Linked DNA regions of Homo sapiens: regions 2, 3, 4 and 5 are each linked to region 1. Evidence: read pairs that join two places in POLR2A ChIA-PET (ENCODE). Cell type or tissue: CD4-positive, alpha-beta T cell. All regions are shown on one strand. Each heading gives the region's core, and the rest is flanking DNA. Links, peaks and the distances in the headings are about the cores only. Region 1 overlaps LINC01619 (long intergenic non-protein coding RNA 1619). Region 2 holds the start of LINC02404 (long intergenic non-protein coding RNA 2404). Region 3 holds the start of LINC01619 (long intergenic non-protein coding RNA 1619). Region 4 overlaps LINC01619 (long intergenic non-protein coding RNA 1619). Region 5 overlaps LINC01619 (long intergenic non-protein coding RNA 1619).

Region 1 (4,931 bases), core at 391-4,390:
CAAGTTAGGGAAATGGCAGTGCTGTGTAATAGCAATGAGCAGAGAAATGTCTGCTCATTGATATGTAAATGACAATAGCAGGCATTCTGCTGTGTTGAAGGAATCCCATGACTGGTTTGACCACAAGCAGGTTATTAAAGTGAAACAAGGCTATTTTGTCCATTATGAAAAGCACTGTCCTTTCCCAGTGAGTGGCACATTCAGGGCTATTTACATTTCAACAACCAACAATACATCAATATAAATACTCCTTTAAATCCACTTTCTTTTTCGAAGAACAGTAGCTGTTCAAAATCATGCGGTTACACAAGAATCTGAATCAAGCAGAAATAATTAAAAATCCAACATTCAGTCAATTCTATATATATTAAATCATTCATAAGTAAAGTCTTTCAAAGCCCTGGAGTAGAATTAAGAGAAATCTCATTTTGTAATCCTGGAAACTGAGGTTCAACTGTTATAGCCGGTAGCTATGTGTATTAAGTATTATTATGTAATCTATTTATTATTGTATTTACTATATGATAAAAATACTGTATGTGAGTACTTACTATTGAGATAGGCATATTCCATGTATGACATTATTTAATCTTCACCATGAACCCGTGAGGCAAATACCATTATAATCTGCACTTTAAAAATAAACAAACTGAGGCTTGAAGAAGTTCAGTAACTTGCCCCAAACCAGACACCCAGTATATGGAAGATTCAGGTTTCTTAACCAGGATTCTGATCTGCACTGCAGTGGTGTTCTTAACTGTCACCCACACCTCCTCTCCACAGAGATTCAATAATAGAAAGTGGATTTCAGCTAGTAAACTATCTTGGGCACTCAGGATAGTTTGCTTGTGTTAGACAAAAGACTAAAAAACCATAGTTCAGGCTGGATGCAGTGGCTCATGCCTATAATCCCAGAACTTTGAGAGGCTGAGGCAGGCAGATTGCTCGAGCCCAGGAGTTCAAGACCAGCCTGGGCAACATGGTGAAACCCTGTCTCTACCAAAACAAAACAAAACAAAACAAAATAATGAAAAGCTATATAGTTCAATCTACAGGAACATTTTTAACTTTCATTTACAAATCATTGTGAAAAATCCAGTTATCCATAATAAATTCTACCATCCATTCATTTTTGCATCCAACAAATATTTATTGAGCAGTTAATAAGTGTGAGGCACATGTCAGAACCTGGGGTTAGAGCAGTGAACCAGACAGACATGGCCCCAACTCCACTTAATTTACAGTCTACTGGGGGAGAAAAACATTAAAAAATAATCATTCAATACAATTGTGACAACCGTATGTAGGAGAAAAAGACCTCAAGGCAAGGAAAACCAATGAAAGAAAGACCAACTTAGTCTAAGAAAGTCAGAGAAAGCCACTATGAGAAAGTTTATATGTATATGTATATATATATATATATATATATATTTTTTTTTTTTTTTTTTTTTTTGAGACGGAGTCTTGCTCTGTTGCCTAGGCTGGAGTGCGGTGGCACCATCTCGGCTCACTGCAAACTCCGCCTCCCGGGTTCACACTATACTCCTGCCTCAGCCTCCCGAGTAGCTGGGACTACAGGCACTGGCCACCATAGGCTTGGAGACTGGGTAAGAGTTAGCCAAATACAAGAAAGGAGAGGTATATCAGGATGCTTTAACAATGTAAATATGCTTTAAAAACACTAAAAGGTATTTATTGGTCACTAAGAACAGTGTCAGATGCAGTTTGATCAAAGCTCTGGCTTTGTTTCTTAAAGACTCTAACTGTCCTTCCAAATTATATGTTGGTTTCAGTCCTTTGGTTTCTATCATACTATGTCTACCAACAACAACTAGAGCTTTTTTGTTCACATTCAGACAGAGTTCCCTTTTTATGCTGATTAAGCCTCCCCCAAACCAGTCCTTCTAACCAGTGGATGCCTAAACCAATCAATGTGGTAAGGAAAATTAAATTTGTATACTTTTGTATCCTAGGGTGGATCCATTTCATCCAAACATATGGCTGCTAGGCATAGATGTGATGTATATTGAAGAGGCAACCACACTTTCCATGTCAAAGAGAAAACTACTCTGGTCAAACAGAAAAATGTGTGCAAATAATCTTAGGCAGTAAGATTAAAAGTTTGAATATCTAACATAAGCCCAGTGTGAAAAACAGAAAATAAAGAGGAGAATGATATGAGATAAGTTTGCATGGTCAGAGAGGGGTCAGATTATGCAGGAGCTTGAAGCCCATGTTAAAAATTTTGGACATTTATCTCAGGTTAATGGAGAGCTTTTGTTGTATGTTATGATCAAGTCTATATATTAAAAGCATTCCTATATAGAAGAAATGAATTATCAAAAATGCATATTATATATCTTATACATATATGTATATAAACTATTTCTGAAAAATATACAATCAACTGGTAAATGTGGTTGCTTATAGGAAGAGATCCTTGAGAAATAAAGAGCTGACTTAGTAGAGAGACCTACTTATCATTGTGCTCACTTTTGAATTTGGCTTTATTTTTTAACTATATTCATGCGTTGTTTTTAAATTTTAAAAAGTAGTAAATTGTTTGAAGTGATTATCCTGTCCACAGAGAGAAAAATTAGAGGTGGGAAAGAGTGCAGGGAAGCCAGTTAGGAGACTACTGCAGCTGGCCATGCAGGAGATGGTGGTGGCTTGGCTTTGTATGGTACAGAAACAGGATTTGAGCCCAGGTCGTCTGAAGCTGAAGTTCCTGCCTTTCACCACCACTATAGCTAACAAACCTTGTATTTCAATGGAAGGCACACACAGGTGGGGCAGGAAATGACTACAGAGCCAGTTATTTCTGAGCATGAGATGCAATATGGTGAGGAGGCCTGAGAAAAAGCCAGAGCCAAAGGAATGGTTATAACAGGATGATGGGAGCCTGGGGAAAGGGAGCAAATTTTCATTTGTGCAGAGGTGCAAACTTATTTGATTTACCTGAGCTACTGATATCCCCAGTTGTAACATTATGCAAATGTAACACCTCTAAAAATGAGACACTGCATTCGAATTGAACTCTTGAGATTCAAGATTGTCAAATGGAATGAGAGCCTTGAAACCCCTTTAGCAGCCAGACCACACTGGGCAAGAAAATGGAAAGTTGCAGTCTCCTCTCACTCTGCAGCCTGACGTCATGAGCTTCACTTAGTCTGTGCTGGGTATAGGTAAGCTGAATAGCATGCAATAAGCAAGCACTAGTAAGTAAGGAGAGGATTACCAAGGAAATGAATAAATGTCAGGGGAAGTTTGAGTGATGACTATACACAATTAACAAAATATAAAATGCAAGGTTCTGGAAAATTCTAGCAATTGCATTAACTAGCTAACACAGGAGAACAGCTGGTAACATACCAGCTTCATCGAGTTGAGTTGTACCTTTGTAGAATCATCGAGTGACCATTTGGGAAATTCCCAATTGTTTAAAATATGAGAATTGACTACCTTGATGGGATATCAGGTGGGTATTCATATGTCCAGAAATCATATTTTTATACTATATTTGGAAGCCTGGGTATTTTTCTGTTTTATCTGTTGCCTTCCAAGGGCTATAGGAAAGGGGACATTAGATGAAGTGATGGGTCTCACCTTGAAGAGACAATGGAATTAATGTAAGATAGAATTAGAACGCAGAGAATAGAAGACATGAATTCAAGACTTAGGAGAAGAAGCATAAGAGATAAGTAAGGACCAGTGAGATGATGACTTCACTTAAATACTACTCTCCCACTAGTAAGACTTTCCTGACTAATTTGGCCCCAGGATAATTATGCCATTCTGTATCCCATTTCTCCTGGGCTTGGCTACACTAATGGACAGAGTAATGTGACTAACAGATTGCACGACGACCTATTTCAATCACATGCTTGTTTTTCCTTCCTCTGGGCTTTCTCTGTGATTCCCTCAACAGGGAACTCTATTTATGATGTTATTTCCATTTCACTAAGCTTAATTCTCCCTATCTGCAATTCACCTCCTTTATAAGGTTCTGTTCTTATCTCTCAAACTGGATGCAATCACTCCTTTTGAACCTCTTACCATTTCATGATACTTTCCTTGTCTCATTTATGGGTACAGTGCAACTTAGTGGTAACAAACATTTAGAGCTGGATAGGATCTGCCCCAATGTTCTCATTGAATAAATAAGGAACTTGAGTACCAGAGCAGACAAACGAGTTGTCCTAAGCTACACAGTAGCATAGCTCATACCAGGACATGTATCTCCTGATTTGGGGCTCTCTTGTCCTCTGATGGAAATGTTGGGGTTCTCTGCCACATTGTTACGTGCAACCAGCCCACTCATTTTTACTTCTATGAATAGAAACTGGGAAAGTGGGTTTAAACTTTTAATCAAGTATCAAACATTTACTACCTACTACTACCTACTACCTACTACTACATTTACTACCTACTACTAAACTATGACTTTACTCTTTCTGCAACTCTATTTCCTCATCTGTAAAATGGTGATAGTCATGTCATGTACCTCACAGTGTTATTGTGAGGAATAAATTGATATATATATAGAGAGATAGATATAGATATCTATCAGCTTGGGGCAAACCATAAGCTCTCTGTAGAAACTGGTTATTATGACTACTACAACTGTACATAATAGTTTTTTTTGTTTTTTGGGTGTTTTTTGTTTTTTGTTTTTTATGTTTGTTTTTTGAGATGGAGTCTCGCTCTGTTGCCCAGGCTGGAGTGCAGTGGCACAATCTTGGCTCACTGCAAGCTCTGCCTCCTGGGTTCATGCCATTCTCCTGCCTCAGCTTCCTGAGTAGCTGGGACTACAGGCATCTGCCACCAACCCCGGCTAATTTTTTGTATTTTTAGTAGAGATGGGGTTTCACCATGTTAGCTAGGATGTTCTCAATCTCCTGACCTCGTGATCTACCCGCCTCGACCTCCCA
Region 2 (4,931 bases), core at 571-4,570, 160 kb before region 1:
TCAAATTTTGGATTCCTTCAGCTTTTTCCTACTTCGATTGTGATAGAAAGAGCTCTAAGATTCTGACTCCTGGAGTCCCCAACCTGTTATAATGTCCTCCCCTTGAATGTGGGCAGAGTAAGTGAATATGGTGGGATATCACTGACTACTAATCATGTGACTTTGAGTTCATCAAAAGGGGGGATGATCCTGGGTGGGCATGACCTAATCAGATGAGTGCTTTAAGGGAAGCGGAAATGGGATAGGGAAGCTCTTCTGTTGGCCTCAGAATGAAGCAAACTGGCATGTTCTGACAGGGCCTATGGAGGGGCTGTGTGGGTGACTTCTAGGACTTAGAGGGGTCTCCAGTTAACAGCTAGTTAGAAATAATTTTCCCAATTGCACAGCTTCAGATAACTGAATTCTGCCAATCACCATGTGAGCTTGAAAGAGGTCCCTGAGCCTCAAACGAGATTATAACCCCAGCCAACTCCATGATTTCAGCCCAATGAGACTATGAACAGAGGACCCAGTTAACCCATACCCAGACCCATAAAAGTCTTCAGATAATACCTACGTGTTTGTGATGATTAATACTGAGTGTCAACTAGATTGGACTGAAGGATGCAAAGTATTGATCCTGGGTGTGTCTATCAGGGTGTTGCCAAAGGAGATTAACATTTGAGTCAGTGGGCTGAGAAAGGCAGACCCGCCCTTAATCTGAGTGGACACCATCTAATCAGCCACCAGCCCAGCTGGAATATAAAGCAGGCAGAAAAACGTGAAAAGACTGGCCTAGCCTCCCAGCCTACATCTTTCTCCCATGCTGGATGCTTCCTGCCCTCAAACACTGGACTCCAGGTTCTTGTTTTGGGACTTGGACTGGCTCTCCTTGCTCCTCAGCTTACAGATGCCTATTGTAGGACCTTGTGATAGTGTGAGTTAATACTTAATAAACTCCCCTTTATCTATCTATCTCTCTCTCTCTCTCTCGTTAGTTCTGTCCCTCTAGAAAACCCTAACTAATACAGTGTTGTTTTGAGCTACCAAGTTTGTGATCACTCATTATGCAGCAGTCAAAAATGAATATGCCCCTTCTCTCCCTATTTCTCTCAATGTTCCAGTCACTCTGAACTTTTCTTAGTTTCCTAATTAAAACATTCCTTCCATAAATTTTGTTCTGCAAGAACTACTCACTTTGCCTGTAATGTCCTTATTATCTTTTCTGCCATTTGATTATTTTTTAACTTTTATTTTAGGTTCAGGAGTACATGTGCAGGTTTGTTATATAGGTAAACTTGTGTCACAGGAGTTTGTTTTGCAGATTATTTTCTCACCCAGATACTAAGCCTAGTATGCAATAGTTATTTTCTCTGCTCTTCTCCCACCTCTCACCCTCAACCCGCAAGTAGGCCTCAGTGTCTGTTGTTTCCTTCTTTGTACGTCCATGAGTTCTCATCATTTAGCTCCTACTTATAAGTGAAACATATGGTATTTGATTTTCTGTTCCTGCATTAGTTTGCTAAGGATAATGGCCTCCAGCTCCATTCATGTTCCTGCAAAAGACATGATCTCATTCGTTTTTATGGCTGCATAGTATTCAATGGTGTATATGTATCACATTTTCTTTATCCAATCTGTCACTGATGGGCATTTAGGCTGATCCCATGCCTTTGCTATTGTCAATAGTGCTGCAATGAACATTCACGTGCATGGGTCTTCAAGGCAGAATGATTTATATTCCTCTGGATATATAGCCAGTAATGGGATTACTGGGTCAAATGGTAGTTCTGTTTTTAGCTCTTTGAGGAATCACCATGCTAATTTTTTCAATGGTTGAAGTAATTTACACTCCCATTAACTGCCTGTTGAGTATTACCCATCCTTCAGAACCCAGATCAACTCTTCCTCTCCTGGAAGACTTGACCAATTGCCCCAGGCAAAGTTTATTCCTCCCTGCTCTAGATTTCCACCATACCCTGTTCTTTCTCTCCCTTCCTTCCTCTCTCTATTTCTCTTAATAGCATATAAATGAGTTGAAAGCAGAAACTCATAATATTCATGCTCAAGTCACTTTGAACTAGGATATAATTATGCTTACAACATAGTAGCCACTCAGTAAATAGCTACTGGGTTAATACACATACTGTTTTTCATTAGAATGCTTCTGGAATTTATTTAAGTTAACAAATATTTATTTTTCAGAGCCTCTGAAAGCTGTAATGGACAATAAGAAGATGAGTAGGGCATGTTTCCTATCTCAAATAAGTGGAATAGGATTTGCACAGAAAAAATAACTGCAAGGCAAAATACGACCTGTGTCACATAAGAAACAGAATCTGGTCTGTTGGGGGCTTCTCAGAGACAAAGAGATGATGGTCCACAGGATGGAGCATCTCTCTGACACTTCCAGTGTGTATTTTAGGGAGGAACACCTTTCCATCATTATTGGGGAGGTTGGAACAAAGAAGGGGAAAAACAATGGCAGTTCTTATCTTTCAGGTAGCTGTATGGTGAGCATTCCTCTCCCAGCAATCTGTTGTTCTTTGTGAGCAGACTGGAGTGTGACAGCTGTGAAAACGATCAAAGGCAGGTCCCAGACAGGAGAGGGCTGATGACAATGCCAGTTTCCCTCTAAGACCCTGTGGACAGCAGGGCCATGAGGGATGCTGTGACACAGAGTCTTGCTTGATGCAGTGTGTGGTGTTACTCACAGGAGTGGGTTCAGCCACTCTTGGTGTGAAACCCAAGGAAAATGTCTCTGCCGCAGCTGATGTCAACATGTACAGCATGTGACCAGCTTGCATTGTAAGTCAGACACCCACATCCTGTTGCTTTACCCTCTCACCAGTTCTCCCTTTAAGTGATTTATCAAAGAGGATATGCCTTATTTTTTTCATATAGACGTCTGTTATTTTTCAGCAGAAAGGAGATGTGTGTATGAGTTCTGCAGAAGTCCACCAAATGTGGGCCAGGGTTATTTCCCTGGTGATGCTCTGAAGCTTTTGCCAAAGGACAAATGGTAATTTGACACATTTAATCATTTGTGTGTTAATTCAACATCACTTAAACACTTCCTTCTTTAAAGAAATCTCATCCATTTAGTTTGCACCATTCAAATAAACTTGCAGAAAATTACGTAGAGTGTTTGCGGTATTAAAGTCCACTTATACTTTAAGCCAATTAGACATTTCGATCTGGCTGTTTCTCTGAGCTTACAAAATGCTGTGGATATAAAGGTGTGGTTATGTTTGATTTGGTTTTATGTTTTTGAACTTTGCCCATTTAATTAACCAGGCTAAAATAATAATCAGATTATTAGATCAATGTAAGTGCTTATAGGAGTTCTTTATTTTGCATTGGATATTTTTAGCTCTGCATGGGAGGAGAGGAAAGAAAAAGAAATCAAGATTTACTGAAAATAAACTAAGATGTTGGAGAAACTTACTCTACTTTTTTCTAGTTCGGAATATCCCTTCAATTCACATAGCTCTGAATCGTTTATGGAATAAATTTGATAGCACCCTAGTTACCTGGGGTAAGAATCACAGAGAAACCCCTCCCTTAGCAGCCACCTCACTGTGGGACTTTCCAACACTTTGCCCAGTCCCTAATGTACTCATTGTAATGATGATGACACATGTCTTGACAATATGTCTCCATGCTCAGAAGTAGAACATCTCCCATGTTTCTGATTGTATTTCAAGCTTTACTAGAGCTGTCTGCCCACCACAGTCTGATGTCTTTAAACTTGGCCTAATTTTTTTCAAACTTTAGTTTGGCCAGTCATACCAATTTTCCAGGGTAAAGAGATAATATTGCCTTCTAGAGTTGGAGGTAGATATTAGAGACCATGTTATCTTCCACTATCAATTTCCAACATGATGGTCTCCATTAAAGTTAGTAGATGCTTACAAGGCTACCACTGGTTTTCACATTAAATGTGATGTGAAACATAGTTTGTAAAAATACGCTCATGACTTCTAAGTTATCAAGGAGCTCTTACAAAGGGTTCTACTTTTCACCTCTTTACATTAACTGGTTTTATTTTTTCTTAATTGGCTTCTGCAATGAACCATGGGTTGGCCAAACTGAATTCCAAAAGTCTGAAAGGTCATTTATGATGGAAAACAGGATAAATAAAAGAGATATTATAAAAAACAGATAATCCTTAACTTTTGCAAGTTAATCTCTAAAAAAACTGCTGACACATTCTCATCCACTACATATTAAAATTTCTTTTGGAAGTATGTATATAAACTGATGAATGAAGAGACATTATTTTTTCTCCAGTGGGAGTACTTGTTTGTTTGCCAAGAGTTCAGGTTTAGAAACAGTCTTATTTTTGCTTGTAAAGCTGAGTTTGTTTTATTGCATTCTGTCCCTATTAATTTATTAAATTAATGAAAATGAACAAATAAAAGTAATAATATGAGTTGTAAACCTTGTAAATTTAATATGATTGAAATAAATAAAATCATTATAATAAAATGTTATAGGATAGTTATTGTACTAGGTCAGGTCAACCATTCAACTATTAAAGAAAATTAAAGAAAAGCATAAAATCATAGAGGTAGATCACCAAAGATTATTCTAATAGCAGAGAATTAATTAGGAATGTTATAAATTTATTTTAGTCTGTGAAAATGGAATGTCCTTTATGTGATTTTTATACTTTAGATTGTTGTGCATATATTCAGGTGCATATAATGTAAAAAGAGGGTATTAACTGTGGGCATTTAGAAGATGAACTTTGAAATCAGATGGAACTGGGTTGAAATCCCAGCTCCTCTATTACCTAATGCAAGTTACTAATTATTTTGGGATGTCAGTTTTTTCATTTTAAAACTTAAGTTCAACAAATTTGTTTTCTTAGAGTTGCTTATGAGGGCAAAAGATAACATATTTTCTGGATATGGAAAGGACTTATCAAGGTATCCAGCATGTAATAG
Region 3 (4,931 bases), core at 474-4,473, 100 kb after region 1:
AATCTTCTCAAATAAAGTCCAATTTGTTAGTCATCTTTTCCTTCAAAAATTTAGGGATGGCTCAGAACAAGAGGGAAAAGATACAGGGCCTTTCTTGCTAAGCCATAACTACTAAAATAATTAAATCACCCATCTACAACTTCGATAATTCAGTTCTCTTACAACCATGCATATCAATGTTACAAAGACCCTAAGATTTAAAAAAAAACTTCTGAGAAACAAAAATGTGAATTTCAACACACAGCAACACATAGTTGAATATATGGGAACATAGATTTCAAATTGGTGTAACACAATTTGGATATCTGTTGGCTGTAAAGGATGACTTAGTTTTATTATTATAAAGACTTATGCAAATAAGTTAAACTTATACAAGGCAATCCTCTTTGTATTGCTACACTAACTTGTCATTTTAAGACTTACCACTTAAAGAACATAATTATGAGTTATTTTGGGGAGAGCAAATATTCATCTACTTTAGTGAAAACCTAAAGAAATAGTCTCTAAATGTTTCTGATCATGCATCCTATCAACAAAATTTTTAGTGTATGTCAAATATATGTATATTTGTTTAGAAAATGTGCCACATGCTTTTGCATGCACACATGAAAATACATACAAAAATATTCTAAAAGAATGACAAAATAACTTTGGAGATGACCATCTAGAGAATCACTAAAAGTAAATGTACTCACGGGTGAAGTATCTCCTATTAATGCTACAATTTGAAATTATACATAGTGTTTGATGTAATATTCTCCAAATACAGGGATCCAGTTAACTATAATGGTACTAATGTGATGTTATATGTCTGGCCTACACTTGGTCATTTTTCTACCACCAGGAATGAGTCACAAATGGCCTTCACAACTTAAAGGTACAAGAAAAGAGGCTATAATCAAGTGGTTTGTAACAAGACACCTTTAAAAATAGTCTCCCTTTAGAAAATACTGAGACATTTGTGCTTTCCATCCACACCTCCCCCAAAACCAGTTCCCATGAAGTTCCACCTGTACTACCACTTTCACCTGCATGTTCACAGAAACAAATTGAATGCAGAGTCTCCCTGACGATTCATGAACTGCAGAATCCCCAGAGTAGAGATTCCTAAACTCTGCCAAGAGACTGTGCTGTGCAAACCTCTCGATACACAACTATGACCATAGCAAATGAATTTTTATCACCAAACCTTGCAATTCCTTCTCAGTTTAGCTTCCCAGTTTTCATTTTCCCCATCCTTTCCCTTTTTATCCAACTCTAGATTCAAATCATTTCACCTTTGAGCATCAGTACTCTCTTCTAAGCATACGTAATTCCCAAAAGAACACTGCATCTTCAATACTAAAATGATAAATACCATGAAAAGGCTCATAAATAACAGTCAGAAGTTGAACTACATTTTTTTATTCCTATCTTGGACATACTGAGCAATACGAAAAGTGATAAGCCAAGTTAAACCTGCAGTCAAAAAAAAACTGGTGTCAATCATACTCCACAAAGTGTTGAGGAAATGGTATCAATCCTCAGGATTAATACAATCTAAGGCTTACTTGTTTAGGAGCATTTCAAAAATATAACACTTAACATCAGAAGAAAATGATCTATAGGGATAAAGAAAATAAAGATCTATAGGCATAACCAGAAATCAGATCTCATAATGTACAGATTTCTCTATTTACAGTCCCATATATTAAATGATTTAAGGACTCAGTTAAGCAGCTGGGTCGGCTGGTATTACAAACTATCTTACTGTAAAAGATTTTGTGATACTGTTATATTAGTTCCAAATATGAAAATAAACCGGTTATATTTTGATAGCAGCCATATATAAAAGTTCAGTGGCAGAGACTGAGAGATAAGTCTAAAATGTTGGCAGTCTGTATACCTTCAGATAAATAAGAAATCTATTCAGTTTTAGACAATCCAAGATATACTTTTTGAAGACTTCCATGCATAGATAAAACTATTGACAAATGTTCTCCATATAGCCTATCAAGAGGATTTTATCACATCATTTGAAATAGGGGTGAAAAGGGGAGAGGAAGTATCTTTAAACTTCAATATGCAAAGTACAACTTCAGTTATCATACCTCTCTTCTGTAAAGAGGAAGAAGAGAGAGTATCAGAAATGTTAAAAGTCACGCAGGGAGAAGTCCAATAGTAGATTTATTTGCTCCCAAGATTAAAGGGAGCCTGGAAACCTGTAGTCATTAAACACTAGCCATCGGGAATACGGCTTCCTTCCTTTTAACTTGAAGGCCAATTTCATAAACTGCAACACCTATACAAAACAAAATTAATTACTTGCAATGTGTGAGTTATAATGACTTAAGGAAACTATTTGTGCAATGTACCTGAAAGCCACTTTCTGGTGGCCTTTCCAGTCTATTATTATAGAAATATTGCACATAAGGATAAAGACATGAGATTCCCATTCCAGATGACAAAGATAACAGCCGCATTATCCTGCATGAACCAGGGTAACTCTTGCTATACAATCCACTTGAAGCCTTGTTTCAACATTACAGAGGGAGGCACTACTTAAATTTGGAAAAAAGGAAATAATTTCAAAACTACCTGTTAAAACTTAGAAAGTAACACTCCTCAAACTTACTGCCAATCACAACTATGAATTCCTGGTGCCAAAGGCAACAATAATTTTGAAAGTAGTCATCCTATCTTAAAAGGATTTATAATAAAATATTTCAAAACATTCCCCAGAAACAGTGAACAAGAAATACATCACAAACAGCTACTGTACCGCAGATACAGGTTCAGCTCAATTGTCTGGGGAAGGTAAGGTTAAAGTCACAGGAAACAGCTGGTCTCAGAGTGATGTGTGCAAGCCTTTTTCAAAGACAAACTTATAAACAGCTCCTCACAAGCCAGACATCACCTGAATTCTAAAATAAACATTTTTATTAACTGTTTCCATCATTTTCAAAGATTGAAAAAGTCTGATGTCAAGATCTTCAAAAACAACTTTCCATTTGAAAAAAGGCTTTATGATAAAAAAAAAAAATGGTTGAGGTACTTAGTTTCAATGGAGTTACCAGATGAAATGTAGTTGGTAAACAACAGTAGTCAGCACTGGGGTGAGACCCATTTAAAAACAACCCTACCTGGTGTTTTTATTGTAATTCAAGTTTGAAATACCGAGGAGCTTTTTCACAGAATAGGTTTAAAAATAAAACCATAACAATTGGCAAGGGTAGTCCATGTGTTGCGGGTCTACGAATTCTAACTCTCGAGAATGGTGTGCCAATAATATCCACAGACATTTGTACTCTAAATACCTGCATATTCAGTGGCCTATTCCTGTGTTGTCTACAAAATCAGAATAATTTATTCCTGGGTGTAGAAATAACTTCTTAAAAGTTATTTGAGATTACTAATTTCAAGTAATTACTAATTTTATTTCAGACTGCGTATTTCCAGTGTCAACATGTTTACATATATACCAAAAAAAGGCCACTATATGTTAACTGTGTAGAGCAAAATTCAATTTTTCCACTTTCAATTTCCACTGAAAAACGCTGTTATCCTCTACAACTAAACAGCAAGTCCTTCTATTATATGGGGTAGTGAAGTAATCTACACTACAGCATTATCAAGGTTCACTTAGGTTTTTAGTATTTATCTGAAATAAAAGTCTGAAAATGAGGAATCGAGAAAGTCAGCATTTCAACTTTTGAGAATAAAAGTTCATAAACATACCTTTTGTTGAATTCCAGCTTATGTGATTTTTATGTACATCTTGCAGGTGATGAAAAGCAAAAAGCAACCAATCTCTCTGTGGTGTTTAGCCTGTTCTTTAAGACTATGGGTCACCTGCCCCGGGGAAATTTCTAATTGAACAAAGAATCCATGGGGCAAAGTAATTGTTTTTCAAAGGTGGGTCAGAATGGAACATTTATATCTTCACTTCAACAGGGAAGCAATGAAATGTAATCCTTTGAGTATCACATTTTTGGTAGATGCTACCGTGGTCTCTTATCCTTATTTCATGAGATCATTAGCCTGTGAATGTGTCCATGTTTTGACTTTAGAAATTTTTAAAACATGCTACTCCTGTGTTTCCTGTAAAACCTAAACATGTATATACAGAGCATCTTCATTCCTCATCAAATGTTTTTCCAGCATGACCAGTGTGCAACAGAGATTCAGTTTATAGAACCTGTCTTCTAAGAAAAAATACTTTTAGCTAAACCTCTATAATCATGACAAGAGATTGATTAAAATGCCAAGATAAGAAACGATTTATTATAGAGAGAAGAAAAATTTCTCATCCAAAATATAGAAATCTGTACAACTTTGCCACAATCAATATACATGAACTGTACAAATTTACACCAGTTCATAATTTACCAAATAAAAGATGACTAACAAAGTTCACAAAATAGATGGTGGTTTGTGGAAAAGACTTTTACCCAATTAAGTACAAGGAAAGTTACAAACCAGACCTCCACTTTCTAAAAATAAGAAGTTTACTCAGTCTTAGAAAACTACAAGCTAGCAAATGTACAGAGAGCTGGCTGGTGCTAACACCACAGTTGAGACAGTGTCTTTTTAAGGGTCTTTTTTAAAGCCTGTTGCCATGGCAGATTCTGGTCACTTGCTACTTTCAAGGCCAAAAACACAATACAAGGTCTGACCATTTCCCCAGGTCATGCTTACTAGTTTGTCTTTATGTACATTTATACATATTTAAGTGCTAGGTAAAAGTCTTGTAAAATTTCCAGTACTACCATGTTTAAAACGTTTAACTTTCCTATTAAAAGCTGCCGAAAAGGTTAACAATAACAACTTTCAAGTGTAATAGTGCAAATTCCCCTGCGAGATTTACTGCAGAGAAAGATTCTTTGAAATACAGATTTTCTTTAAAAGGATTGATGTAAAAATTTAGGTATGTCTGGGAGAAACTGAAACCA
Region 4 (4,931 bases), core at 332-4,331, 91 kb after region 1:
CTGAGGCCTTGTCAATCTGCCTCCCTTGTATATTTCATGTTCCCAACATGAAGAGAGCACTCAATGCCAGTGAGAGCCCCTGCACACAGTAGGCACTCCCTAAATGTTGGTGATTTGAGAAGCTTATGAAAACTCTACCCTCTTGGTTCATAAATTTTGTAGGTGCTTTAGTTTAAATTAAAAATAAAAAAAGGCTTTGCATGTCATGAACACAAGGGCATTCTTTTCTGGTGCACTGATAGATGGTAGTAAAAGAAGTATTTTTTTTCTCTTTGTAACTTTATAAAAATCAGTGGCCAGACATCAAAATAAACCATATCTTTTAAAAAACTAACCTAGGCCAGGTGTAGTGGCTCACGCCTGCAATCCTAGCACTTTGGGAGGCTGAGGCAGGCAGATTGCTTGAGCCCATGAGTTTGAGACCAGTCTGGGCAACATGGCAAAACCCTGTCTGTACTAAAAATACAAAAACTGAGGTGGGAGGATCACCTGAGCCTAGGGAGGTCGAGACTGCAGTGAGCTGTGATTGCATTACTGCACTCGAGCCTGGGCGACAAAGTGAGACTCCATCTCAAGTAAAATAAAATAAACAGCCAACCTTGCACTGTGAGTCTTGCAAGAAGAAAAAATTTAAAAACTGAAAAAAAAAAAAACAACCAACGACATGAAAAAAAAACTATTCGGCACATTACTTTCTCTACACTAATTTAAGAAGGGCAAAGGCATATACATATGACTCACAAATGTATGCAGAAATCTTCCTTTTGCACCATTTCTTGAATTTTACTTTCTTCCTTCCAGTGCTAACTCTGCCCGTCCTACTCTCGCAGCAAGCACATATGTAACACACCCACACACATACACACAAGACTCTATTTTGTTCCCTTGAAATAAATTTCTAGTGAAAGTTCCCACTGAAAAAACAAACTATATTAGACCAGAGATCTGTACTCAAGGTATTGAAATATATTTTTACTCAACAATACCCTAAAAACCTTGAGCTATGAAATAGGCTACTAAGCAACCTCATTTCAATTACCTTTATCGTAACTTGATTGCCTAACATAAAGTGTTACACTAAATGACTAAGGTTAAAAATAACTTTGTCCAACTACACATTTGGATGTTTTAATTTCATTCTACACGGCAGAGTATTTTCCTATCTAAGTTGACAAGTTCAGTGTGAGTAGGTGGGAAGAATAAAAACAAAGGGATACTCATTAAGAAATGAAGGTAGGACTTTTCTCATGAAAAGAGAAGGGCAAAAATACCTTTCAGAGCCAAAGAATCATAGCCAGCATTTTGATAAAGGACAAACTTTGATCTGCATTGATGAATCTGAGAGATCTTCTGGGAGAGATGCCATAGATTATTACAACAAATTATTAGCAGATTCACAAGGCTATAATCACTATCCGTATCCATGGTACCCAGTTTCAAATTAACATGGTTATTTTACTTGTGTTCCCAAATTTAACATTAGGGAATTTTTGGTTGTGGGTCTGTTATCACTAGAAAAATAGATATATTGGTGCTGAAGATAATTTTGAGATAATTAGACAAGACAGTTTAGCATTTACAAGAACAAGTTTGGCAGTTGAAGAATCTATTTATATGACTTAAAAAGAAAAAAAAGGTGTCATGGCACCTGTGGTAAATGTTTGCTTTGGATAAAATTTCTAGATCTGCATGAAACCTCACATAATATCACTATTGCTTTTCAAAGCATAGTTCCTTACTTTTTTTTTCTCATTCATTCCATTCCTCTTTCCCCCACAAGCTTATCCCACCATTTTTAATCAAGTGGCCAGAATTATCTGGTTATTTTTAATTGGGAGCTTTGACAGGGATTCTTTCTTAAACCCAGAGATTTCTGCCTCCTTTTTAGCTTTGCTAAGACTCTCAAGAGTGGGAGAGAATCATATCTGATAGTGATATGGACCCAACATTAACATGCCAAAAGTATTCAATTTTTATGCAGCAAAAGGAAGACAACTTAGACTAGATAGCTACAGCAAATTTCAAAATGGAAGGCGACATTCTTACTTCTCAGGCTGGGGAGCATGGGTGGGGTAGAATTCATGGTGAAATGTATTTGAGAAAGTACCTTTTCATCCATCTTTGATAAGGAAAGTGAAACCAGAGAAATATTCATTTTTATGTCTTAACACCAGGGACTTTCTGTAATGCAGGAATAGGCCAGATACTTGCCAGCACCTTAAAAAAAGTTAAGTGTTCCATGCTGTTTAAGTGACTGAATGATAAAGTTAATGTACCCTTGCTTTTCTCTTCAGTCATATATACAAAAGACCAGGGGCTCTAAATGATAACAAGTCTTTGTACTGTAATCTCAGATTTGGTAAGGAATAGGTGTTTGAGATAACTGAATTTCCCAGGTATTTATATATCAACAAGAAAACTTTTTGTTTTCAACACTTGTCTGTTAGCTTGCCTAGCCATATGTCCTGCCAAAACATTGAGTGCCTTGCTGAACCTGTTCATTATACTGAACATCAATTCTTATTCTATATTTATTGATATACAGTTTTTTTAAAAAATCAGACTTATATTTTGAAGTTCAGGTCTTCTTATAAGCCTGTTTATTATGATTTGCAATTATCTCTAAAAGGGAGAAGAAGGTGTGTGGGGACAGGGCGGAAACTCTGCTGAATTTTCCAGAAATCAAAGTTGTGGTGACTCCTATGGCATGCAATAACCAGAAAACAAATAAAAAGTGGTCAGGAAAATAACTGCCAAAAATCAGGTTGGTTGACATTATAATAGAGTACCCAAGAATGCCAAATTATAATTATATATTTGGGGAGAGATAAGTCTCAAAGGATTTTGGAATTCACTCAACTGTTTGAATGGAATGTTCTTTCCCCAGATATCTCCTGAGCTGTTTCTCTGGTCTCCAAGTTTCTGCTTAAATGTCACCTTATCAGTTGAGGCCTTCCCTGACTATTTTACTTAAAATAGTTCCACTCCAGCAATTCCCTCCCTCCCTCTCTCCTTTTTCAGACAAGATCATGCACAATTTTGCACAACTCCAGGAAGTAACACTCACAGAACTAACACAGCAGCTCTGATCGTCAGCACCTGTCACCATCTAACACAGCATACATATTCTTTGCTTATTTACCTCTCTGAGGGCAGGGATTTTTGTTTGGTTCACTGCTATATCTCCAAGTGCCCAGAACAATACTGGGTGCATAGTAGGTGCCAAATAAATATTTATAAATGAACAATCTGTTAATCTAATTTTGGCATCTTCTAAAGCTCTGGTCTAAGAGTTGTCCCTGACTTTCATATCTTCCTGTCTAATGGGAAAATCAGACATGAATGCAAACAATTACAATGCAACAGGATCAGAAAAGAAACCAATGCTTGGGGAGGTGATATGTATTGGTTAGAAGCTAGTGCTTGATCTTACACAAATCTGGATGCTAGCTCCAAATCAGCCCATAGCTGTGTGACCTTGGGCAAGTGATATAACATCTCTGTATCATAATATTCTCAAATGACAGATGACTATAACAACAAATGTCTACATTTACAGGCTTGTGATGAGGAGTCAGTGAGGGGATGCACAAAGGTACTTAGCACAGTCCTGACACTCAGGAAGGCTGCAGGAAGTGCCTGAGGCATCAGGACAGAATTTTACAGAAGCAGAGCAGCAGAACAGGGGGTTGAAAGCTGCCTAGTGGCACTGGGATGGCTTGCCAGGAAGAGGCACGAATGAAGGAAAAATTGTCCTCAATATGCACAGAGTTAAATGTCACATTGACTTGTCCTGTGCTTAATGAGTGATGGGATTCCTTTTTAAAATGAGGAACAAACCTACTAGTGAAATGAATGTGTAATCAGAGTAGGCAGGAGCTTCTCCAATTGAAAATGGGTTATTAACAAGTCTTTCCACTGACCAAATCTGGCTTTAACCCACGTTATATCTTCACTGATTTGCCATTCTTTCTAAAATGGAGTGTAGAGGGGAAAAAAAAAGCAAAAAGCCCAACTGGTACTGAAATATTATGTATTGCTGTGCTGAGAAAGAAATGCCTAAAAACCACCACCACAGCCCACCAGTGCTTTGACAGCAGAGGTTTTGTTAAGCAGACCACATTGACCCTCTCAGGAAAAAAAAAAACAGTTAATTCAAGATCTGGTCCCAGATCAGGTTCCAAACGAGAACCTGAAAACTACAGGGGGAAAAAGGAGTAAGCTCCCTTTTCAATCACTATCCCTCAGTAGATCCCAAACTCATTAAGAACAGTGTTTTTAGGACAAGACTTTGTCTCTGATTCAAGAATCTTTCAAGACAGTGACACATAACCCTTAAATTGAATCAATTTCACAACGAATTGCACTGTAACTTAGGTCAATATTCTAAATGCTCTCTGGCAACTGATGTTGAGAATTTTGAGAGGAAAAGAAGTACTCAAGGCTAGGACTCAGCTATATAACACTGGCTTGACACTTGTCCCCTCTTCTTATTTTCATAACTCACTATAGAGTGACATAAACAGGCTAAAATGAAAAATAGGGGAGGAGAGAAAGGTATTATGTAAATGTGACATTATCACAATCTTTTTTGATTGATCAAGATTCTAACGCTTAGGCCTAATAATAAACAGGCAATCCTTAGTAAGCTTATGAGTCAGTGATGGGGATATGACTCAGATTTTACTTTAAGGATGAAAAACCCATAGCAAATTGGGCAGGGATGTACTATATTACCAACCCCTAAATCATAACTAGTCGAAAGGCAACGGTTTCTTCTGGAGACAATTTGCTTCATGTTTAAAGTAACCACTGCCGCATGTTTAGGAAGCAAAAATAAAAGTTATAAAAGGAGAGGGAAAACAACTTATTTCTAATTTGAGGCCTGGCTCCACAGCCATATTTCTGAATCAAACATTAAGCGTCCCAAA
Region 5 (4,931 bases), core at 620-4,619, 82 kb after region 1:
GGATAAAAACTTGCATTCCTTCTTCTGCTATTTGTTTTGTTTTGTTTTGGATAACAGTATATTTATAAAATATTGATGCATTATTTAGCTCCAGCTCATTTTAGTTTTTCATCTCCCAGTACACAAATCATTCCCAACTTGTCTCTCCACATCTGAGTTCCTAGTTAATTTCTTCCATTGCCTTGTATTTTTCCACTGCCTTCTCTGTGGTTTCTTCTCATGCCTACCCTCTTTACCTCTGATTTGTTTTCAGTGTTGATTCTGGTCCTTCTAAAGCAGTTCAAAACTGTTTATATTTTCCCCTTCCATTTCTTAAGCATGCCAGCTCTCCTTTCCATTCACCATGGCTTTAATTCCTTTGAGAGGACAAAGGAAATTTAGTCTATTATTTTTATTTCCTTAAGTAATTCTCTTCTGAATATGTATTATTTGTCTTTCTTTTACACATCATTTTTTTCATTATATTTTTCTTTATGAATTTCAGGGAAGTCCCATTTTTCCTACTTCTTATTCATCTTTTATTAGACACAGTTTCATCTGGTGCTGATATTTGCCCAACAGCATTGGTGGATTACCATCATATCTGTTCAATGTTTACCTGATCCCCTTAAATTACTGTTCCTTACAACTTACGCTGGAAAGCTGGACACTTAGTGGTTGCAATATTTTTTTCAGTAATTCGGGTAACTAAGGACAGAAGAGAAGGTAGAGATAGGTGGTGAGTAGCTAAAGTTCAGGTATGGTTATGTTACCTACAGGCACTTTCCCAATTAATTTATGGATTCTCACTCCTGCCAATTCCATGAGGAAATTGTAGTCTTTCTCCTCCTCAAGGTGACAAGTTAACTCTATAGAAAGCCAGGGCAGTGTGAGGGCTCTTGGCTCAAAGACCTTTTGTTAGTAGTTATTAGAGTTCTTACTTATCTCTGTTTGGTCAGCTTTTCTCAGGAGATATTTGACTCCTAGGTACTCCTAGCCCTACCCCTCTCCCAACCCAGTTTCCTTGTAGGCTGCTCTCTTTTTGAGAGCAAGGCAAATAAAAATGTGCCTGATTAGGTCTCTCTTCCCCTGCACCTCCCTTACTTTTGGGTATGCAAGTGTACTCAGAGTAAAGATATGGCCCTCCAGTCTAATGTCTCTGAGAGTTCTTGAATAGGCCTTAAAATACTATAATTTATTTCCTAGTAACTTCATCATTTGAAACGAGGCTAGATCTATGTGAACTCTCTGTCTTTGCTGAAATGATCATTGTTTAACTGACAGATGTTCCTCTTAATATGTAGTATGAGACTGTGGCTGTTCCCTAGTTGATGAAGCATCACTATAAACATGGAATTTTCATAGACAGTAGGGGAATTGTGTGTTCTAATATGTATATGATTCATTTAGAGATCTTGTTTAAATTACAGGGGCAGGGCCTGAGAGTATGCATTCCTAATAAGCTCCCAGATTATGCCAATGCTACTGGCTGCAAACCACACATTAGTCAGGGCTCTCCAGAAAAACAGAACCAATAGAATATATATATATATATATATATATATATATAGAGAGAGAGAGAGAGAGAGAGAGAGAGAGAGAGAGAGATTACATATAGATATAATGTACACACAATCTCTCTCACTATATATAGAGACAGAGAGAGAGATTTTTTGTTGTTGTTGTTGTTGTTTTTGTTTGTTTGTTCGTTTTTTTTAGTAGAGTGGGGATTATATTTCACTATGTTGCCCAGGCTGGTTGCAAACTTCTGGCCTCTCCTGCCTTGGCCTCCCAAAGTGTGTGAGCCACTGCACCCAGCCCATATATGTATAAAGAGAATTGTTATAAAGAATTAGATCACCTAATGATGGAGGCTGAGAGAAGTCCCATGATCCAGTCCACAAGCTAGAGACCCAGAAAAGCTGGGGGTACAGTTTGAAGGCCTGAAAGGTGGAGAGGCAATGGTGTAGATTCCAGTCCGAGTGTAAAAGCATGAGAAACAGGAGCACCAAGGACAGGAGAAGATGGGTCCCAGCTCAGTCAGGCAGATCTAGAATTCAACTTTCCTCTGCCTTTTTGTTCTATTCAGGCCTCAACAGATTGGATGAGGGCCGGAAGAACAACGTGAGGTCTCCCCACACTGAGGAGGGCCATCTGCTTTACTCAGTCCACCAATTCAAATGTTAATCTCTTGCAGAAACAGCCTCACAGACACACCCAGAAATAATGTTTAACTAAATATCTGGGCATCCCATGGCCCAGTTCAGGTTGACAAAATTAACTACTATAGGTTATCTTCATGCAGCATCCAAAGGATGAAAGGGCTGAATAGCCTGGGCAAAAAATTAAAAATAATTAATAGCTAATATTTATTAAAATGTTGACTACATCCCAGCCACAGCACTAAGTGCTCTCTGTGGATTATCTCATTTAATTCTCACAATGGTCCTGTAAGGTACATTACAGTCATGCATCACTTAATGACAGGAATACATTCTGAGAAATTTATCAGTAGGAGATTTCTTGTTATGTGAACATCATAGAGTGTGCTTACACAAACCTAGATGGTATAGCCTACTACACTACACACCTAGGCTACATGGTATAGCCTAGTGTTGCAAGACTACACACCTGTACAGCAGCTTACTGTATTGAATACTGTAGGCGATTGTCACACAATGGTAAGCATGTGCATCTGAACATATAGAAATATAGAAAAGGTATAGTAAAATACAGTATTATAATCTTCTTGGACAACCGTTGTATACACAGTTCATTGTTGGCCAAAACATCATTATGCAGCACATGACTGTATTTTCATTTTATAGAGGAAGAAATTGAGGCACAGGGAGATTGGGTAACCTGAGATTAAACATTTAGCAAGTGACAGAATTGAGCAATCAAACTTCAGAACCTCAACTTGAAACATCATTTCCTGATGCAAACATGAGGACATATTGCTCTACCATACAGAAAGCAGCAGGGCAGCTGCCATGCTTGTATAACAACTATTTTTTTTTTTTTTTTTGCTTATTGAAACTGAAGGGATGTTGGGAAAGACAGACTGGGAGCTTTCTCTAAATTTTAATACAGCATCAGTGCTTCCTATAATGTCCAGGTTAGGAGAGAAGCAAATGGAGCTTTACTAAGGAAGAGAAAGTGATCAATACCAGTGAGAAAGGTGAAAAAAAAAAAAACAAACAAAAACGAAAAAAAAACCTAAGCAAATTCAGTGAGAAAAGAAAAAGCAGAACTTAGAGTCCTTACCCTTCAATTTAAGGAAGGAGAGTTATTGCCTAGCAGAATCTTGAAATAAAATTTCCTTAGAAAGCCCCAGAAAGTTTTGTGTGTATTGCAAGTCCAAAGGATAAGGAGAACTTCTATATGCTTTCTTCTTATTTCCACTGGGCAAAGTACTGCTCTATCAAGACTCAGCCTGCCATGAGGCTTTCCAATCAACTCTCAACCACCACAACAGTTAGGGCTTTTTCCTCTATGTTGCAAAGCACTTTCTGCATAACTCAGAATGCAAAATGTACTCATTCATTTGTTTATTTACATTTTTTCCTCACTAGACTGATTTTTTTTTTTTTTTTTTAGGACAAGGCCTTACTTACACACATAACTTGTACTCTAGGTAAACTGGAATACTCTATTCACTAAACAGCCTTAGCTTTACAGTCTTGACATCATTGCCTTTTCACTATTGGCATCCCTCAGCTCGTCATGAGTTCTACTAAATGCCACTTTTACTACGAAGCCTTCCCCGGCTTCCTTCCCTAAACTCATTTCACCGTACCTATATCATAACATAAAACACTGCCTTGTTATGCTTTGTAAATCTCTTTTCTGCATTAGATTATAGACTCCTATGACTAAGTCGTCATAACCTTTGAATTCTCATTAGGGCTTACTTAGCTGAATCATGCACAATGGCAGACATTCATAAAATCAGATATTGATTGCCTATTTAAAAAGAAAGGAAAGGGGTCAGGCGTGGTGGTTCACACCTATAATCTCAGCAATTTGGGAAGCCATGGCAGGAGGATTGCTTGAGTTCAGGAGTTCAAGGACAGCCTGGGCAACTGTCTCTACCAAAAATACATAAAATTAGCTGGGGCATGGTGGTGACACCTGTAGTCCCAGCTATTCAAGAGGCTGAGGCTGGAGGAATGCTTGAGCCTGGGAGGCAGAGATTGCAGTGAGTGAAAATCGTGCCACCGCACTCCAGCCTGGGAGACAGAGTGAGACTCCATCTCCAAAAGAAAAAGAAGGAAGAAATAAAAAGGGAATTAAAACAAATTTAAAAAAAAAAGGAAAAGAGGTTTAGTTACAATGAATGTTCCTGGACTGGCTAACATAGGCTCACAATAGCTTAAAATAAAGTTTAAAAACCTCACAGGCTCCTTTAAAGAGATCCTCCAGATCCTTTCATTTATAGAATCTTTCCATGTCCAGGCTTCTTTTTCTATTGAACACATCCCTCAACAAGGAGCCATTTTTTCCCATGTTCTTCAGAAAGTTACCATGTACATGTTTTGGGTATAAGAGAGAAGACACAGGAGCCACATTTACCTTCAAACTAAAATCAAAATTAAAACAACCAGATTGAAAAAAAGAAGAAATTCAAAATTCAGAAAGGAATCTTAGAGACAAAAACGTATTAAATTCAATTTTGTTTGAGAGGAAGCTCAGACTTTGCTCATTGTTGAGGTGCCATACCTAGAGACTGAGTAAATGCAGTGCTGATGATAGAGAATTACTGATTTATTCTCAAGCGCATTGTGTGGGCCAGGAGCATCTTAGAGAAGGACAGGAAAAATGTGCTTATTTGCACTCTTCCATTACAGAATAAGGAGAGATCTTTTGCAATTGCCTTCTTTTCTTTCAACTCCAAATGTAAGTGCTTTAATTTTCTACATATTCTCTATTTCTTTCTTGAGGCAACATGA

What was found. Peaks named below come from ENCODE experiments on the same cell type or tissue, not always from the same donor. Only the 100,000 strongest peaks of a DNase experiment are listed, where the experiment ranks them.
Region 2: POLR2A ChIA-PET joins it to region 1 with 16 read pairs; 8 of 35 experiments call an interaction of 5 or more read pairs at or near these places.
Region 3: POLR2A ChIA-PET joins it to region 1 with 12 read pairs; 21 of 35 experiments call an interaction of 5 or more read pairs at or near these places.
Region 4: POLR2A ChIA-PET joins it to region 1 with 26 read pairs; 21 of 35 experiments call an interaction of 5 or more read pairs at or near these places.
Region 5: POLR2A ChIA-PET joins it to region 1 with 10 read pairs; 10 of 35 experiments call an interaction of 5 or more read pairs at or near these places.

The regions. Positions count from the first base shown.
Region 1 is chr12:92,039,188-92,044,118 of GRCh38, forward strand. All of the region lies in intron 1 of LINC01619 (long intergenic non-protein coding RNA 1619), which reads right to left. Among named protein-coding and RNA genes, the nearest start is that of LINC01619, 100 kb to the right of the region's middle. In CD4-positive, alpha-beta T cell, for the core only: no CTCF peak of the experiment used is centred there; a DNase peak (open chromatin) is centred at 2,744; H3K27ac peaks cover 637 bases.
Region 2 is chr12:91,874,489-91,879,419 of GRCh38, forward strand. It overlaps LINC02404 (long intergenic non-protein coding RNA 2404), which reads left to right and starts at 815. Exons shown (of 3, transcript XR_945201.2): 1 at 815-916; 2 at 2,905-3,001. In CD4-positive, alpha-beta T cell, for the core only: no CTCF peak of the experiment used is centred there; DNase peaks (open chromatin) are centred at 2,723 and 3,563; H3K4me3 peaks cover 977 bases; H3K27ac peaks cover 3,322 bases.
Region 3 is chr12:92,138,890-92,143,820 of GRCh38, forward strand. It overlaps BTG1 (BTG anti-proliferation factor 1), which reads right to left. Exons shown (of 2, transcript NM_001731.3): 2 at 1,389-4,931. LINC01619 (long intergenic non-protein coding RNA 1619) reads right to left here and starts at 3,942. Exons shown (of 5, transcript NR_132341.1): 1 at 3,718-3,942. RefSeq lists an enhancer at 3,042-3,331. In CD4-positive, alpha-beta T cell, for the core only: no CTCF peak of the experiment used is centred there; a DNase peak (open chromatin) is centred at 2,822; H3K4me3 peaks cover 4,000 bases; H3K27ac peaks cover 3,504 bases.
Region 4 is chr12:92,130,378-92,135,308 of GRCh38, forward strand. All of the region lies in intron 1 of LINC01619 (long intergenic non-protein coding RNA 1619), which reads right to left. Among named protein-coding and RNA genes, the nearest start is that of LINC01619, 10 kb to the right of the region's middle. RefSeq lists enhancers at 2,221-2,290, 4,635-4,694. In CD4-positive, alpha-beta T cell, for the core only: no CTCF peak of the experiment used is centred there; DNase peaks (open chromatin) are centred at 2,104 and 3,073; H3K4me3 peaks cover 3,805 bases; H3K27ac peaks cover 3,248 bases.
Region 5 is chr12:92,121,043-92,125,973 of GRCh38, forward strand. The region is part of intron 1 of LINC01619 (long intergenic non-protein coding RNA 1619); the gene reads right to left. Among named protein-coding and RNA genes, the nearest start is that of LINC01619, 19 kb to the right of the region's middle. In CD4-positive, alpha-beta T cell, for the core only: no CTCF peak of the experiment used is centred there; DNase peaks (open chromatin) are centred at 2,896 and 3,346.